2 separate regions of the Homo sapiens genome follow, and region 1 is linked to region 2. Evidence: chromatin loops called from intact Hi-C (ENCODE). Cell type or tissue: dorsolateral prefrontal cortex. All regions are shown on one strand. Region 1 overlaps SND1 (staphylococcal nuclease and tudor domain containing 1). Region 2 overlaps SND1 (staphylococcal nuclease and tudor domain containing 1).

The links. Hi-C counts contacts between places; a loop is a spot of excess contacts. Peaks named below come from ENCODE experiments on the same cell type or tissue, not always from the same donor. Only the 100,000 strongest peaks of a DNase experiment are listed, where the experiment ranks them.
Region 1: it touches region 2 in a loop (1.8-fold over the local background); 1 of 110 quality-filtered maps calls a loop at or near these places.

The regions. Positions count from the first base shown.
Region 1 is chr7:127,790,332-127,795,331 of GRCh38, forward strand. All of the region lies in intron 10 of SND1 (staphylococcal nuclease and tudor domain containing 1), which reads left to right. Among named protein-coding and RNA genes, the nearest start is that of SND1, 140 kb to the left of the region's middle. In dorsolateral prefrontal cortex, a CTCF peak has its summit at 2,617 (motif pointing left); a DNase peak (open chromatin) is centred at 4,375; H3K27ac peaks cover 1,477 bases.
Region 2 is chr7:127,937,935-127,942,934 of GRCh38, forward strand. All of the region lies in intron 15 of SND1 (staphylococcal nuclease and tudor domain containing 1), which reads left to right. Among named protein-coding and RNA genes, the nearest start is that of SND1-IT1, 57 kb to the right of the region's middle. In dorsolateral prefrontal cortex, CTCF peaks have their summits at 2,960 and 3,161; a DNase peak (open chromatin) is centred at 3,004; H3K27ac peaks cover 2,570 bases.

The DNA.
Region 1 (5,000 bases), 150 kb before region 2:
GATCAGCTCTTCTAGGACAAGGAGCTGAGTGCTTGGAGGAGAGGAAAAGGACTGTTTTTCTCTTGCTCAAAGTCTTAAGCCGTTAAAGAGGAATCATAATATTGTTCGACGCCCTGTGATAGCATCCATTGGCCATGGAATTTGGAATTAGTTAAATTAGAGTTCACCTTTTGCTCCTGCCATTTTTAGTGGTGTGGCCAAGGGTCTCTCAATTTCTTTGAGCCTCTTTTTCTTCATAAGTAAAAATATAGGTAATACTTGCTGACTCTTTTGAATTGCTTTGAGGGTTAAATGAGCATAGTGGTATCAAAAAGGTGAGCAAGATGCTGTTTTTAATTTCAGGTAGCTTGTAATCACCTGTAGGATTACAGATGCATAATACTGAGTTGGGTTAGATGTATTACGAGAATACAGGATATTTTATTAGAAAATTCACAGACGGCTTCCTGGAGTCGGTAAGCAGCATTTGAGCATGTCTTGAAGAATATTTGGCATCTGAGTCAACAAAATATTTCACACTGCTGTGGCAGTCACATCTAGGCAGGAGAAACAACATCAAAAGAGGACCATAAGATCCATTCGTGGAGCTTGTTCAGCAAGCAGTTTGGAATATAGTTGTCAGGAGCAGAACTGGGCTAGCATGCTTGATTGTTAAATAGTAACTAAGTATCTTTGCAGTTAACCAAAGATCAGGGTTTTATACTGAACATTTTTATATTAATGTGGAAATTGAATTTGATAGCATTCCTGATGCTTCTCCCAGATTAAATAAATCAGCAGAGTATTGAATGAAATGAGCTTTACCTCTCCTTTTTTTTTTTTTTTTTTTTTTGAGGCAGGGTCTCACTCTGTCCCCAGGCTGGCTGGAGTGCAGTGGTGCTATCTCCACTCACTGGGCTTGCAACCTCCTGGACTCAAGCAGTTCTCCTACCTCAGCCTCCCAGACAGCTACAACTACAGGCACATGCCACCACACCCAACTAATTTCTGTTTTTATTTTTTGTAGAGACAGGGTCTCACTCTGTTGCCAAGGCTGGTTTCTAACTCTTGGGCTCAAGTGATTCACCTGCCTTGGCTGCCCAAACTGCTGGGATTAAAGGCATGAGCCACCATGCCCAACGTTACTTTTTTTTAATTGTGGTAACACATATATAACATAAAATTTACCATCTTCACCATTTTTATTTACAGCTCTGAAATGTTAAATATATTCACTTTATTGTGAAACATATCTATAGAACATTTTCGTCTTACACAACTGAAACTCTGTCCCCATTAAACAGTGATTTCCCTTTTCCCCTTCTCTTAGCCCTGGTTATGCACCCAGCTCCACTTATTTTTGACAGCTGGCTTAAGAGAAGTTCCTAGACTTCATTCAGAAACATTGCATGATAAAATATGTGATAACAAATCTGGGATTTTTTTCATCTTGCTATAGTAGAAAAATGACATTTTGCTGGTATTTTGGGCCTCCCGTGATTTGCCATCTCCGTTAACCCTTACTTTATTTACATCCCATTTTATGCAATATAGTAACCACGTTGACACATTTAAGCTAACTTTAGTCTTCCATTTCTATCATGATTGCAATTTACAAAGCCATGAATGCAGCCTTCCTGTGATTGGGCTTTAAAACCACAAAATGATTCACTATCCATGAGAGTGTTCAACAGCATATTAGGTAGAAAAAATTATAGGTTATTTTGTTCTCTTATTGTGTAATTTTTATATCTTGCACATTCCATGGATTAGACACATACTGTGACTTGAAAGTCTTCTCTTTACTTTGTGTTACCAATTGTTGAATCTTGTGAGCATTTCTCGGTCATCACATATTTTAACTGTGGAAGCTCTTTATGTGTACTAGTTCCTTTTTTATTGGATCTTTTGTGCATATCTGCACAGTGGAGGTGGTCATGGTGTGTGGGGGCAGGCAGGGTGAAGGTGGTGGTATGGAATAGGTAAGAGGGAATTTTCTCTGTAGAGTGTTGTTTATCAAGAGAGGTGGACTGCTGCTATCTGATGGTCACTTTTCTTTGTCCAATTGTGACCTGCAGAGAGGGTGCTTTTAGCTACTGTGTCAGGATCCAGTAAGGAGACAGAAAGCACACCAGTTACTTTAACAGAGAACATAATTTAAGAGATGATTAGCTAGATATGGGAATACTAACAAGGTGAAGAAAAGAACCCTAAGGGTAGCATGGAGGTAATAACTACATGATGCAGCTCCTACCCTCTAAGGTTGGGGGAATAAGAAAAGAAAACATATAAGAACATAGAAATTTAGAGGGAGACCATGTGAAGCTGGGACATAGACTGCTGTTAACTGATGCTTGTGTCTCTAAGCTTGGAGACTAGGACTGGGACTCCAAGGTCTTGGGACCCAGACCTCCCAGGAGTGCTGCCAGTTGATTGGTTCTGATGAATCTGAGGAGGTGTGATAACCTGTTTCTGGGAGTGTTGGGAAGACAGCAAGCTGAACTCGCTTGCTGCTGCTGGAACAAGCTACCATTGCTGGGAGGAAGAAGTAGTGCTCTGGAGCCACTGGCAGGAATAGGAAAGATCTGCCCCTTCTTCCAGTTCTGGCTCTCTCTGGCACCCCCTATTGGCAGAGCCTAAGGAAGCCAGGTGGCAAGGCAGAAATGGGGTTTGCAGGTTCCCTGCCCCAGCATCACCAAGGAAAAGTTTAGAAAGATCAGTTTTGAAACTGCATCACAGTAGCTTCATAATGGGCATAACTACTAGATCCAACTTTTTCCAGTTTGATGAGTTTCCCAGGGTGGGCAAGCACGCATTATGTGTTGAAATTAATTGACCTTTTCAGGTCTAGGGGACATTGTGTGTGGTGAGTGAAAAGCCAGTGGGTAATCTGCCAGTTCTTGCTACCACAGCAGTTGGGAGGCAGACGATAGAAACTGTCATAGGTTCTGGGGCAGACAGATCTTTGTGGGAGCTTTTTGCTCTGACATATGTGATATCGGGCGTGTTATTTCTCTGGGCACCTAACTTCTCAGGTCTCTCAGTGAAGTAAAGCTATCATAATTCCAGCTTTATTTGCTATTGCGAGGATTAGAATTAATATGTTTAATGTGCAAGCAGATAGCACCACTCAAAGAGTTAGTGGTGTTTGTTTTGTTTTTTAATGAATTGTAGAAATTTAGAGTGGCGCCAACCCTTTGTGTTAAGGGAGTTAGGTTAGGGTGCCAGCAGTAGGAAAGGTAAGGGTTTCATTGTCACAACGCAATGGTGATAGGATTGACATAAAAACATTGTTAAACAGGCACCATTTCAGTTATTTTATGGCTGGAAGGACAAGGGTATTTAGGGTGACATTACATGAAGGAGGATATAAAACTGTGTTCTCACAGATCAAGGCACCAGTCTCACGTCCCATGTCATTCCCCACAGATGAAACAGCTGTGAACAGCTACCGCAGTTATAGAGCGAGAAGTTCCCCATTCTTGCCCTCCTCCCCTCCACCCTCACCTGACTGTCCTGTGCACTGTGACTTGCCTGCCTGTTTACTAGGTGCAACCAACTGGAGAAAAGAACCCCAACAAATTCCTGAGTATGGCTTCAAGTTTGTTACGGTCCCTTCACACAGTGGGGCAAGGCATGCTATATATATATAATGAAATTGCTATGCCAGCTGGGTACTGCATCTACATGTCTGTGCTGTTCATAGTTCTTTTAAGTTTATTTGCCCGTATTTCTCCATGATAGTAGTGGGTGATAAATGTTGAAGTTTTCTGATTGATGTCAAGTAGACTGTAAAGTAAAAGAAAGTCATCTTCCTTCGTTAAGGTTAGACTGATATCTGTCCTGAAAAGGTACAGGCCTCATTTTACTGAATATTTATGCACAGGCTTAGAATACTTTGAATTTGGTGGATAAAATATGTGGCACTAGACCTGGCATCCTGATTTAGACCTTGGAGGGACGCAGCAACTAAACAGAAACCCAGTGTCTAAAGGGAGACCTTTCTGTGTGCACTTACATAATTCAGTCTTGTGTTTTGAAATGCACAACAATTCATTGCACAAATTTGACTGGAAATCTGGCTCAGTTGAAGGTTCCACTGGCACCAGCTAAATAATGGTGTCATATCCAGCCTTATTTTCCCTTCTGTGTTCTTCCAGGAAGAAACTTTAATAATAATAATTATTTTTTAATATGGTGAAGAAAGGAAGACATACACAAAGAAGCATTTCTCTAACAAAATGATATTATCCTCTGAATGGGCTCACCCGCTCCTTCTGTCTGTTACAGAGAAAATTGGTTTCCTGTTGTCAGAGATTTATTTTCTTTTCCTCCTGTTCTTTTCCCCTCTTCTGTAACTGTGGGAGGGTTTGTGGCACATCCCTGTGCTGGATGGGTTTCATCTGGCTTGGTGCCTGTACTTTAAGTAACGGGGTTGTCTCTTCTGAGGGCATTGGCTCTCCATTTTTAGCCGGGGTATGAACAGTAAGAAATGTGGGAGAAGATTTCTCCATTACTAGAAAACATGATCTGGGGCCAACTGGTTAATTATGAGCTTCCAATGAAAAGGAAAGTAGTGCCAGAAGGGCATAGCCAGTTGTGATATACTGGTCCTTGCTGCCACCGGTTACCATACTGGTTTCCATTACCTTGAAAACCTTTAGACCTGCTTTTGTCTTTGAAGGCTTCTTTCTCTCTGCTCATTTTCCTCTACTGCTTTTAAACTCTGGCTTCTTATTTGTAGATTTTTTTAAATGTCCTTTCCAATGAAGGAAATTTCCCCTTTTTAATGTTGATTCATGTTTCTAGTTGATCTTCACAACTATTAGCTAGGTAGAAAGATGCTCTTCTGCAGAGACACTAATTATATTTTATTTCTTCTCAGCTCTACTTGCTCATTTAAACAGCACCCAAAGAGATTTCATTCACCAAAACTTCATGCCTGTATTGCTGCAGATGAGTCTTTCCAGAGCAAAGGAAGAGCTCTATGATCTTTCACTACCCTTTCCTTCTTTTCTTCC
Region 2 (5,000 bases):
CTAGGCTTCTATCCTTAATTAAGCAATTACAGGGTCTGCTGATACTTATGAATTCCTTTCAGATGCTTTAATTGAATTGCAACTTAATGGATATTTGTAAAGTGGGGTATTCTTTCTCTTGGGATATCCCAGTTTGATTCTGTCTCCATTGCCTACTTTCTGTTGGGTCCCATTACTAGAAATGGGCAGCTTAACATGAGACTTTCCTGGAGCTGCTCTAGTTCTTTACTTTTAAAGATATCATTATAGGAATTATAAGAATTATGTTCATGTCCGGGGATCCTGGAGAGTCACTTACAGGAAAGAATTAACACAATGAACAGATTTGGGTAGTGTTTTTTAATGAGTACAAGATTTTTACAAGCACAGATTAAGAAAAGTAGTCTTCAATAGATAAATTTTGGATGATACATAAATTAGTAGGATAACTTCTCCCTCGAATATCTTTTAGTCTAGTTATGTAGATGGCCATACAAATAATGTAAACAAGGAAATATGAAAGAGCAGTTATCAAAAGCATAGGCCACCTAGTATGAGAATACAGAGCAAATAACAATTGTTGAATGGAAAAGTTTTCCTCAGGGCGATGGCATTTGAGTTTCCGAGAAGATCTGCTACATTTTCTTTGGGCAGACTGGGTTTGATTCATCTAGGCAGAAGAAGTTGGCCTGTATCAGATCTCAGGAAGAGTTGCCTAAAAGAAATGGACATATTAATCAATCATTTTTCTCTCCGCTTTTGTATTGGTGTGTAAATCTCCCTCTTAGCTCTTCTGCTATTGAGCCTTCACTGCTCCACCTTCAGCTCTCCGTCTATGCAGGCACACTGTCACCCACTGGTCATGTGAATGAAACCTCCAATTACACCAGGATTATTTTCATCTTTACACCATGAATCATCCCCAGAATGAGCCTCATCATACTTGTGGGTCATTCAATTACATGGTTATTTAATAATTTTTTTTTATATTCAGTGGGCACAATGCTAGGAATACAGAAATGGATGATACAGTTCCAGCCTTTGAGCAAAGTAATTGTGTCTACTGGAGTAAAGAATGTATTGACATGAAGAAAAAAATATTTTAAAAGCATAAGGGTAAGCAAAACATGGCTTAAATACTATACAAATGAGAACAGCTCAGATTTTATAAAACAATAAGAGTAAATATGTAACTGCTGTCAAAAAGGCTGTTTCAAAACTCGGAAATACAGAACGCAGAGAGGAGTGGAGCCAGGTACTGACCCAGCCCAAGTCATTGCATTCCTGGTGGTACGGTGTACCATCTGAGGACCATCCTTTTAGGAAGGACATCAGGAAACTGCAGGTGGTCAGATCAGAGGAGGATGAACAAAGATGCTAAGAGCCTCAGCATGCCAATACCTGAAGATTGGGAGTAGGAATTAAAAGACAGACTTCCATGACATAATCTAGTGTTTCAGGGTAAAAGAGAGAGAAACATGATTTGTTCAGTACCCATTCCAGAGTAATAAATAAAGTCATCACTAAAAATAAGATTTGTTTGGCCTGGTTTAATGGCAGTCACAGACCTTGGAGCTAAAACACTTAAAGATGAATTCTTGCCCTCCTGCTTCCTAATTAATTATTTCCGTCAGACTGGCCTGCTTATCTTGGTGTGATGCTGGTGACCTGGAGGTGAGGGAGACAGCAAGGCCGATGTGGCATTTATGTGCCAGCCTATCTAGGGCCTCCTATAACTAGCAAAAGATAGTCCTAGTGGTGTCATCGCCTTCTATGGAGTCAGACTGTGGAGGATGGTGTGGCCTCCTGATTGGGGTGTTCAGCCCTTACCATCTACTGGGTTTTATGTGCCAAGAAAAGATAGATGTTGATTTACCCTTGCTGTTAGATGATAGGCCTGTGGATTAGCTTTGGATGGGTAGGTCAGTGAGGAGTTTCCTTCCTCCTGAATTCTCTGACTAGTGTTTCTACTCTTCTACTCTAAAGCGTTCTATTGTGCTTTTTACTCTTATGCTTTCATGTTTTAATACTGATGAGACAAGGGGAGAAAACATCCTGGATAGAAAATGAGGCCTGTCCTATGCAGAGCTAATGAGGCCAGTGGAGTAGTAGAGAAGGTCAGTCCTGTGAGCTTTTCCCTAGGTGTTCCTTTTCGGGCCCTTCTCCTTCCCTCCTACTTTAAAGCGCGTTCTGTCTGAGTCTATGCAGGGTTGTCTGGCTTGCCTTCCACCTGGTGGGCACTGGGGGATGGAATGGGAAACTTCCAGAAATCTGATGGCTTTTCTCTGTTGGATTATTTCCAAAAACAGCACCTGTCTCGTTGGTTGTGCCTAAATGCCTCAGTTCTAAGTCCCTTCTTGTGGCTTTCCCAGAGGAATACATTTCAGTGTAGATTATTCAACACTATCTTGTCAACCTGTGGGCATTTCCCAGCAGCCACTTAGTAGTAATGTTGACAAGCTACTGTGCTACTCACCAGAACTCCAGCCCTGTGGGGGAGTCCATTTGGTCAGACTAATAGTAGAAAATGGCAGGACCTGGATGCAGGAGAGGGAGTGTAAATGGTTTGGTAATTTGAAATTAAAGGTTAATGCTTTGAAATCTGGTAATGGGCAGCGCCAGGGTGAACAGTGCACACTGCTGTAAGACTTAATCCTGGTTGCTATGGAAACTACCTCACAAATCTCCCACCCCTTTCAACCAGATTTGACTGGGTTTAAAAAATAAATAAATAAAACCATTCTTCATCATTGAAAAGCTGTTTGCCCCCTTCCCCAAACTCCAGGTCATTGCTCACCTTGAGTTTCTTTCAAAAGTTTTTCTGAGGCTTCCCCAGTCAGATGGGCTGGATCTGTTAGAGTTTGGGCCTGGCTCTTTGTGTGGAATTTGAATAAATAGCATTAACATGGGAATTAGAAGACACTTAAGTGTCCAATGTGGGCAGCATGTGCAAGCTTGCTCTCCTGCTGGCCTTGAGGAGGCGTCATAGTTTCAGTCCTGGCACTGGACAGGGCCACTGACCACAGAATGCACTTCCTCATTCCCCATGTATGGGGGGCTCTGAGGAAGCCCAAGGAGCTGCTCTTCGTCTCAGTGCTGTGGAGTGTTCCCAGATTCTGCTGCAGGGCTGCCAAGCACTGGCCTATGAGGAGCAAGAACAATCCACAGAAGTTCGTTTCATGTTTGGAAGGCATCTGAGACACAACTGCATTCTCTCCGTCATTTTATTTCATCATTAGAGCTTTTTCCAATTTACTTAAATGACCCTCTTAATCTAGACCTTGTAAGTTTTTGGGCTTTTTTTAACCAAAGCTTCTTCACCCTTTGCCTATGATGAAGTAAATGAGATCTACATCTCATTTGGCTCCCTGCAAGATTAGCTTATAGGCTTCTAAAGTAGGCTTTGTAGAAAACTTTCTATTCAAGCTTTCTGGATTCCCTGTAGTTTTTCCTTAATATACTTATTATACTCTGTAATGCTGTTACAATAGCATTCCTCAGTAAACCCTCGTAACTCCCATGCTTACCTTTACTATGAGTAGGAAAATATTTAAATCCACTGGTTAGTCTGCGGCTGGTGGAGAAGTTCCCATTTCCCTGCCCTTGTGTGCCTCCTTTTCCTGAGCTTGTACATCTGCTAGTGATTTTTCTAGGGTTAATTTGGGTGTTTTTATTTTTAAATTGGAACATGGTGTCTGTCTCTTCTCTGTGTGTGTTTTGGATGCAGCCCCTGTGCTAGGCATGCGGTTATTAACTCCACTGATATACCAGTTCGCTCATTAGCATTTGCATTTTAAATTACAAGCTAGAGCAGACGACATTTATGCTATATTTGTACCATTGCCTTCTTCATGAATGATGTCGTATGTGCAGGGAATGCAGAAATAACTCTTCTAAGGCCCTGATGTATTTTAGTCTCTTTTTTAGCAAACTGCTATTTCTTTTTTACTCTTGATTCTTATTGTTTGATAGGGAGTTTTTTTTTTTTTTTTTTTTTTTAAATTTTCCAAGTTTAGACCTATTTGTGAGTGCTACTGATTGGGAAGTGCTAACGACAGACCAGCCCTTCATATCAAAATAGGCATATTGCGTAGAGTGGCCATTTTTCCCTTTCACGTGGTGCTCCTTGTAAGCAGCCTGCCTTGATTTGAGAGGAGGGAGTTTTTTCCTCCACAGTTTGGTGGGTGGGAAGACATGGTAACAGTTACTTGTTCTTGCTAGTATTCTTGCTCACATCCCTCTTTTTTATAGTTGACTAGTCAGTGGTTATTTAACACCTGTTAATTACTTGACACTGCAAGGGGAAAAAAGGAAATAGTGTATGCCTTCAAGGGTCTTATTTTTGACAAGCATTTATATTGCACTACAGTACAGCATATACTTAAATATTAATATTGAGTGTAAAATACCAAGTTAGAGGTGGGTCTTTTAAGTGAGATTTGCCAGGAGCAAAGGTCTCGTGGAGCAGCCGTTGCTCTTGCCAGATGGTACAATAGCTTCAGCATCTGCATCTCAAGAACTGAATCAGAAATGCACAGTCATAGATCATGGATCTGTGACTGAAGCCTTCCTAGGCTTGCCTCATTGTGCCTAACATAGTGTCTGGTTTCTAGCAGCAGGATGAGGGCAGAAAGCGAGCTCTGGTAGATAGGTCTGTGTTTGTGCCATTTTGCTTTCCTCTGTGAGCTCTAATTTTGGTTCTCTGAGTTCTGTTGCAGAGTTTCTTCCTGTTGGTGAATGCTAACTTTTAAAACATCACATGAAAAATACAGGGAAGTCATACTGGAGGTAAATGTGCATTGTTGTTAGGCAAGCACAAATTCTGCAGTTGATAGAAACTATTTTTATTTCCCCACTTTCTCCCTAAAGGTTTTCTCTGATATAATCTTCATTCTTCTAATAGCTGTTGGAATAACCAAGACACGAAGAGTTGCATTTGATGCTGATAATCCAAGTACAGATGATACATTAATTCAGAACCTGATCCCTTTAAGGAGTCTCATTGCTGCACATGGCATATT